Regions from separate parts of the Homo sapiens genome. Here region 1 is linked to region 2. Evidence: read pairs that join two places in POLR2A ChIA-PET (ENCODE). Cell type or tissue: PC-3. All regions are shown on one strand. Each heading gives the region's core, and the rest is flanking DNA. Links, peaks and the distances in the headings are about the cores only.

Region 1 (4,400 bases), core at 73-4,072, 130 kb after region 2:
CATATGTTGTTCTTTTATTCTTTGGGTTACATGGGATATAAAGGGATTGACAACCTCAACCTGTAAATGCTTCTTTAAAAATCATGGAATTATGAATCTGATTCCCATTTTCAGTCTTCCCTAAGGCCCTTTCTCTATTATAATTTCTTAGAATGTATTTGCTCTTCTTTTCTATAACTTTTGCCGAATATGTCATTTATTAAAACAAAACAAAGCAAACAAAACTCTAAAAACTAAAAATACACCATTACTGGTTATAAGTCTTTCTTCAGATAAATGCATAGTTCTGTAAATTCATGCCCCATGATATCTTCACAGATTATCCATTGGTTTTCTTGGTGTTTAGTAATTCTTGTACATATCCAAAGATAGGTCAGTTCAGAGGGTCTTAAGGAAGATGAAACTGCTGAAATAAAGACTGGACCCGGTTGGGAAATGAATCTCACTTAAAGCAAAGATTGATAATAATCTCAAGCAAAAGTGGGAAAATATCATAACAGGAGGTCTCTTGCCAAACTATAGCTTTGCACATCCCATTTGGAGTTTAAGACTAGTACCCAGTAATTTAAATATTTAAATTTATGAGCATAGTAAGAAATATGAGATTTGATAACCTCAGAGTTTTCTAATACTAGATTTTGATAACAATATTTAAAAAATCAACAGTTCCTTTAATTTAATTATTATTCTAGTAGTTACTTTTGGAAAAATTGTTTAATTCTCTATCCCAAAACAATTTGTCAAAAAAAACCCAGTGTTTTTAAAATGCCACATCTTTGTCTTTCCCAGTATTTTCATAAAAAATAGCTGGAGAGAGAAAAACAAAACAAAACAAAGAGATGCATCAGCTGCAGCTACACATCAATTACCGCATAACTGCTTCCAGTGCCTAACCCTTCTACCTCCAGTTTCTACTTTTTCTACCTCTAGTTGTTACTTTTAAAATGCATTCTGGGCTGGGCATGGTGGCTCACCCCTGTAATCCCAGCATTTTGGGAGGCTGAGGAGGGTGGATCACCTGAGGTCAGGAGTTCGAGACCAGCCTGACAAACATGGAGAAATGCCGTCTCTACTAAAAATACAAAATTAGCCAGGCATGGTGGCGCATGCCTGTAATCCCAGCTACTCAGGAGGCTGAGGCGGGTGGATCACCTGAGGTCAGGAGTTCGAGACCAGCCTGACAAACATGGAGAAACGCCGTCTCTACTAAAAATACAAAATTAGCCAGGCATGGTGGCACATGCCTGTAATCCCAGCTACTCAGGAGGCTGAGGCAGGAGAATCATTTGAATCCGGGAGGCGGAGGTTGCAGTGAGCCGAGATCGTGCCATTGTACTCCAGCCTGGGCAACAAGAGGGAAACTTGGTCTTGAAAAAAAAAAAAAAAAAAAGAATTCTGTTTGACTATATATGTGCATTTTTAGTTTTTGGCTAACTGTGGCTCAAAATAGACTGCAGTGCATTTTGTTTGTTAGCAACACTGGTGGAAAAAAATGTTACTCTCTGACTCAGACACACACACAGATCAATTTTAAGCAACATTACTCCTTAAATGAAGCATACAAAATGAAAATAGTCTCATTTTTAAAATGTGTATGTTCAATTTTATTTCTCTCTTAAAATACTATTTCCAAAATCTAACCCTAAGAAAATAGTAAAATTCATAATAATATTTAAATATTTTATATATGACCTTTACCTTTATTCCAGTAATTAAACATATTTCCAAGATATTTAAGTTCAATTTTAAGGAACTAGCATTCAGTACATGTTAAATTTTAGCAGTTGACAAATGTCAATGATAACATTTGTGCTCATAAAAAAAGGTTCATGAATCAATAATGAGGGTTTCTATTTTAATTTTTATTAAAAAATTTAAAATCCTGAGGTTGCTCCTGAATGTTAGAGGTGATTATAACAATTTTGCTTTGTAAATACAATTACAGGTATTTTTGCAGTTTTTGCATAATGATAATTTAAAAACTTATTTTAAAGGCTGCTTAAAAGTTAATTTTCACCAGGTGCATAATGAAGCCTCTAATTAGGCCTCCTTCAGAGGAGGTTTGATTGTGAAAATACACAGCAGCATTTCCTGAGATAAAAGTTCCTGCTAAAATGGGATTTGGGTTTTTAACTTTAGTTTGCTAATGGTTCTTGAAATGTGAGAAAAAAAGTCGTTCAGAAATATTTACAAAACAAATGCATAATTATTGATTTTATTGAGAATATAGAAGACATTTTCATACCATGTGTTTGGGAAATGAAATCCCGTAGTCTGTTGCCAGAAATAAAACTATTAAAAATATAAGAAATACTCTCAATAATCCCAGTACATAATTTCTGGTTTATCCCATTGTTCTGTCAGCTTGTAAACGAGAGTCGTTTCTGTCACAGGATACTTTGGGTGTCACTTCTTGCCAGCCAGAAACCTGTGTGGCTGGTGGTGCCTCTGCTTGAGTTTTGTTCGCACCTGCAGAGCTTGTTGCCCCAACTCGGACCAGTAGCTTGCATTTGGCTCCCGCTAACAGCCCGGAACCCAGGCCTGGTGAGAGTGAGCCAAGTGTGGGGCTACGAGGGGTGTTAAGCGAGCAAGTGTAGGATCCAGCCACTGCGCACAACAAGGCGCTCTGGCTGTTGTGGTGCAGCAGGCAGCTCCAGGTGCCTACACAGGTGCCAGTTTTGTATAAGGCTGCGGCTGGACCAGGCGTACAGCAAGCAGTTTCTGCTGCAGGCGCTGGGGTCTGGATGAGGGGAATGTGGGGAACGTGGTGGCACACAAAAAAGTTGGAGACGCCAGCAACTGCAGAACCCCAAGGGGGGCGGGGTGCTACAGCTCTCTCATTTCCACAGCCGGCATCTGAGGAATTTATCATTTTAAAATTACATTTATTTATTTATTTATTTATTTAGTTAGTTAGTTAGTTAGTTGGTTAATTATTATGCTGATCATGTCTCGTGTTTTTAAAATGCTAACTCATTGAAATCGTATTGTTGTTCATTCTTTTCATTCATATTTCCCAGGAACATAGACCAAGGCTTAGGATATAAAAGGTGCCAATAAATATTTCTCAAATGACTAAGATTATAATGGCTTTTTTAGTCCTGCCACCTTGCTCCCACCTAGAACTCCCTGGTTATCTCACCCCTGCCATCACTTCCCATCACATGGTGTGGCCACAAGCTCCGGCTTGGGGAATCCTGATGAAGTTGGGCCCCCAGAAGTGTTGGCGCTCTTCACTTTCACTTTCACAGTCCGATGATCGGGATGGTGTCACCACCCACAGCTTGGCAAGCTGGCCAGGAATGTGTTACAGCCCTTTGCAGGCCTGCCCACAGTTCAGCAAGAAGGCCAGGAGAGTGTTACAGCTTTTTCAGCCTCTGCCATTCGGTGGGGCCCAAGCTCTTGTCCACATCCAGAAAGAATGAGGTTACACCAACAACTGGAGGGTGAGCGTGGCAGAAGACTTTTACCCAGTGACAGAACAGCTCTTAGCAGAGAAGAGACCCAAAGTGGGTAGCTCCTACCCGCTGGGGGGCGCTCCTGATGTCTGTCCCAGTCTGGTTGTGTCTGGGGGTTTTTATGGGCTCAGAATGAGGTACATGCTCATTGGTCTACGGGCAGGAAGAAGTGTGTGCTGAGTGGTCCATGAGTGGGCCTGGAAAAAGCATCATTTGACTGGCTAACAGGCATCAAGGAAATTTTCACTGTGGGTGTGGATTCTACGTGGAACTGGCAGCCTGGGGTTCAGATTTCAGGCTGTCTCCAGCCAGAAGGTGGGGTTTCACGGGAAACCTGCCCCTATTTGCCTAGCAATTTGCCTCCAGCCGCTTTCATTTCTTTGATAAACTAATACTCACAATTCCTTCTTCCTCCATCAATGATCTACTTACTACCAATTCTTCAGATGGTTCATTTTCCAAAAGCTTTCTCAAACTTCCTCAGAGTCTCCAAGTAGAAAAAATTGTTATGCTTTATCTAATCACCTATATTGACTCATACAATAGAGTACAGTTGGATATATAATTCAAATAAGATTTTCTTTTAAATCTAAGTACTTTTACTTTAAGAAGAAGGTAAGGGTCTCAGAAAATAAGTTATTTAGGAAATATAACCGGTTTATCCTAAACTATCTGACACTGGATAAGTATGTTTACCTGTTTAGACATGAGTTTTCTTATCTGTAAAGCAAGATGTTTAGATAACTTATAATACTTTTTCTCTATTTTTATAGAAATAATTGTAGATTTAAATAGTTGTCAATTTTCATTACTTCTAAAATTATATATTATAAAGCCAATGTTTAAATTCTATGAAAAATATTTATTTAATATAAAATCACTTGAGGTGTTCTGTTCTCACCTGTTGAGTGTTTCTAGGAGGAGATCATATAGCAGTTGAAC
Region 2 (4,400 bases), core at 188-4,187:
CTTTTTTTTTTCATTTTAAGTTGGAGATTCCTGTGTGATATCCATGTATAGTTAACCATTAGACCTTTGGCTGTGAAGAACTCAGGGGAGTGGTCATGGTTAAATATGTTGATTTGGAAATTTAAAATGTATAGGTGATCTTTGTAGCTGTTGGATTAGAGAAGATACATTTGTAAAGAACAATGTAATGAGTAGGAAGAGAAAAGAACCAGTTACAGAGGCCTGAGAAACTTCAGCATGTGTTTTAAATAAAGAGAAGATGATAAGGGAAAACAAGGAGAATGTACCAGAGAGATAGGAACACGGGGAATGTTTATCACAGAAACCTCACCAAGATAATTTAAGTAAAAAGGACAAGATTAGTGGTGTCAAATATGGCTAAGAAGCACAGAGAAATGCAATAAGTATCCCTTATATTAAATGGTGTGATATTCATTGAGTTTAACTAGACTACTTTAGGCAGAGTGATTTAGGGAGAACTCTAATCTGGGATGGGGGATTATAAACAATGGGAGATTGGGAGATAAGACACGTGAGTTCACTGGAAGGCATTGCTTTTGTAGGTAGCAGATCTTTTTACAGACTTACCCTTCATTTTTCAACTTTATACATCTCTTATGTACCCCAATTCACATTCTTGAGATTACTTTCTAGCTCTTCTCTATTACTACATGTGTCAACATTCTATACTACTTATCAGGCTCAATACACATTTTGTAATTTTTATTTCTTGAGTTTCAGGAAAATTTGATTCCCTTGCTTGAAGTGTGTTCCGTCACAATCTGTATAGTTCATATTCATTCCGTATTGTCCAAAAGAGATGACAACTCCTTTATGTGCCACTTAGGGTCTCCTATAAGCAGATGTACTCCTCATCCCAGTAATGATTCAAATATCTATTATTACTGTATATAATCCAATAGTTAGGAGTGGGCATTTGTAAGCTATCATAGACGTTTAAAAGAGATATTTTATGCTTGCCCAACCTACTATTTTAATCATAAAATAGTGAGGCTTATAATTGATATATTAGTATTTTTTTCTAATAGTTTATTTTCATTGTATTTTACAAATGTATCAGTCCATGACAAAATAGAAGTTTAAAAAAAATTACTTTACTCTACATAGTTTGAGAAGCACCAAATTAGATGACATGGAAATATTTTTAACACTGCCATGATTCAAACATTTGAAAGCCATCTAAATGTTATTTTACAATAAAACTATCTTGGGTTCAGAAAAAAGAATAGGTCATATCCAGGCTTTTCTTGAATTTGATTCTAAAGTTTGTATTTCCCTTGGTAGGCAAGGGAAAAGTAACTCTGAAATGTTTGTTTTGTACATATAAAAAAATAGCAAAAATGATCTAAATTTTTTAGACCAATGAAAAGTGAATAAATTGTGTTTTCTTTGGAAATTTTCTACTTAAAATGGTAAATCTGAGAAGATGAGGTAAACAAAGAAATGCTAACCATTAAAGGAATGAAATTAAGGGGAGCATATTGTGCAAATAAGAGAAAACCTATTTCCTATTAAATCAAGATTGAATGAATACAATTAATACTGGAAACACTAGTTTAAAAACATACATAAAGCTTAAATAACATTTCTGTCTACGGAAACTAGCAGTGAAGTGGTGACTATGTCAAGAGAGACGTACACATTTGAGAGAGCTATGCCTGCTTTGTTATTCAAATAGTTTAGATTACACGAAGCTTATAATGAAATGTATTTGCTAACCTTAAAATGCATGAATTTAATTGGAAAGACAGATAACACATTTAAAACAAATTACAATATAATAAATAGCATACACAAGTTTAACACAAATTATACTGAGAAGTCTAGGGAAATAATTCTTTTATGTAAAAGAAATTTAGTTATGAGTATGAGAGTCAAAGAATTGTTTAGCTGAAGATGGCACTTGAAAGGATCTTGAAAAGTATATAGTATAGAACATTAGCCTGGTTGAGGTCGAAAGAGCAACCCAGGAAGAAAGTTTAGCATATCCAAGAAAAAAAGAGGCAGGAAAGTAATAAGCCAAGCTTCCTGGGTTGGTGTAATTAAGTACATGGTGTGATACTTCAAAACAGAGCAAACTGAGATTAAAATGGTATAGCTGGGGCTGATCAGAGAGGGCCTGATTGCCTTGCTAGGGCATTTGGACTATTTTTCTTTGAACAGGGTAATCATTTTTTTTCAGATCTGCCTTTCAGAAATTAAATCTGTCAACTACGTGGAAGATAAAATGTGTAGTAGAAACCCTGAAGACAGTTCTATAAAACGGAGAAGAAATCTTGTGTGAGCTTGTTCAAGACTGCCACATTTGGGAGGCAAGATAGTATTGGGATCTGCTTAGGCTTTAAGACACTCAGCCACCTCACACACTTATCCAGGTTGTGACACTGGGCAAACTTATTATGTTTTCCCTTATATTTGTTGCATTGGGCCATTCTCACATTGCTATGAAGAAATATCTGAGACTGGGTAATTTATATAGAAAAGATGTTTAATTGGCTCACAGTTCTGCAGGCTGTACAGGAAGCCTAGTGGCATCTGCTTCTGGGGAGGCCTCAGGAAGTTTCCAATTGTTGCAGAATGCTAACGGGGAGCAGGCACTTCCCATGACCAAAGCAGGAGAAAAGAGGAAGAGAGGGGAGATGGCACACACTTTTAAACAATCAGATCCTGCAAGAACTCACTCACTATGAAGAGGACAGTGCCAAGAGAATGGTACTAAACCATTCATGAGAAATCTTCCCCCATGATCCAATCACTTCCCACCAGGCCCCACCTGCAACACTGGGGATTCCATTTATACATGAGATTTGGGCAGGGACAAATTCCCAAACTATATTTTTTCTGCCCTTGGTCCCTCCAAAATCTCATGCCCTTGTCACATTTCAAAATACCATCATGCCTTCCCAATAATCCCCCAAAGTCTTAACTCATTTTAGTGTTACCTCAAAAGTCCAAAGTCTGAAGTCTCTCTGAGACAAAGCAAGTCTTTTCCACCTATGAGCCTGTAAAATCAAAAACAAGTTAGTTACATGCAAGATACAATGGAGGTACAAGCATTGAGTAAACACTCCCATTCCAAAAAGGAGAAACCCACTAAAAGAAAGTGGCTACAGGGTCCATGCAAGTCCAAAACCTAGTAGAACAATAATTAAATCTTAAAGCTCCAGAATAATCTCCTTTGATATCATGTCTCACATCCAAGACACACTGGTTTGATAAAGTGAGCTCCCAAGGTCTTGGATAGCTCCACTCCTGTGACTTTGCAGGGTTCAGTCCCTATGGCTGCTCTAACAGGCTGGTAGGTTGGCATTGAGTGCCAGCAACTTTTCCAGGCAAACATAAGCTGGTGGATATATCATTCTTGGGATCTGGAGGACAGTGGCCCTTTTCTCACAACATCATGAGGCAGTGCCCCAGTGAGGACTCTGCGTGGAGACTCCAACTTCACACTCTGCACGGCCCTAGTAGTGGTTCTCCATGATGGCTTCCCACTGCCCTAGTAGAGGTTCTCCATGATGGTTCCACCCCTCCATCAGGCTTTTGCTTGGACACCCAGGCTTTTTCATATATCCGCTGAAATCTAGGCAATGGTTCCCAAGCCTCAACTTTGGCACTTTGTGCACCTGCAGGCTTAAAACCACTTACACTCCCTGAAGCAGCATCCCAAGCTGTACATAAGTCCCTTTGCACCAGGGTTGAAGCTCCAGCAGCCAGGAGGCAAAAGCAGTGTCCTGGGTCTAGGCAAGGCAGCAGGGCTCAAAACCTGGCCCAGGAAACCATTCTGTTCTCCCAGGCCTCAGGGCTTCTGGTGGGAGGGGCTGCCTCTTAGATATTTGAGATGCCTTCCAGGCCTTTTTCTCATTGTCTTGGCTATCAGCACTTGCCTTCTTCTTAGTTACACAAATTTCTCTAGCAAGTGGTTGCTCAGTAGCCTGCTCGAATTACTTCTCAAAAAACTCTTTTTTTTTCTATGCCGTGTGGCCAGGCTACATTTTTTTTGCAAACATTTATGCTCTGCTTCTCTTTTAAATATAAGTTCCAACTTCAAGTTATTCTTCTGCTACTGCATCTGAAATTAGGCTATGAGAAGTAGCCAGTGTGCATCTTGAACACTTTGCTGCTTAGAAATTTATTCCACAACCAGAGGTGTCCCAGGGAGAGAATACACTCGTGGGTTCTGAGTTTCTGTTTGTCTGGTTGGGCCAGTAAAGCCTCTTCTTTATCTCTCTTTTATGCTTATCACTGAAGACAGAAACTAAAACCATGTCTACAGGCTGCTTCAAGCCTAAAACAACAAAATAAAACAAGAACAACAACAACAAAATAAGGCAGGCTACACACGCTTGCATCATTCTCAAGTTTAAAGTTCCACGGATCCC

Evidence for each region. Peaks named below come from ENCODE experiments on the same cell type or tissue, not always from the same donor. Only the 100,000 strongest peaks of a DNase experiment are listed, where the experiment ranks them.
Region 1: POLR2A ChIA-PET joins it to region 2 with 5 read pairs; 2 of 35 experiments call an interaction of 5 or more read pairs at or near these places.

What each region holds. Positions count from the first base shown.
Region 1 is chr4:64,270,853-64,275,252 of GRCh38, reverse strand. It overlaps LOC124900851 (a long non-coding RNA gene), which reads left to right and starts at 1,355. Exons shown (of 2, transcript XR_007058451.1): 1 at 1,355-2,544; 2 at 3,021-3,075. In PC-3, for the core only: a CTCF peak has its summit at 3,517 (motif pointing right); no DNase peak of the experiment used is centred there; H3K4me3 peaks cover 1,396 bases.
Region 2 is chr4:64,398,977-64,403,376 of GRCh38, reverse strand. All of the region lies in intron 1 of TECRL (trans-2,3-enoyl-CoA reductase like), which reads left to right. Among named protein-coding and RNA genes, the nearest start is that of TECRL, 8.3 kb to the left of the region's middle. In PC-3, for the core only: no CTCF peak of the experiment used is centred there; no DNase peak of the experiment used is centred there.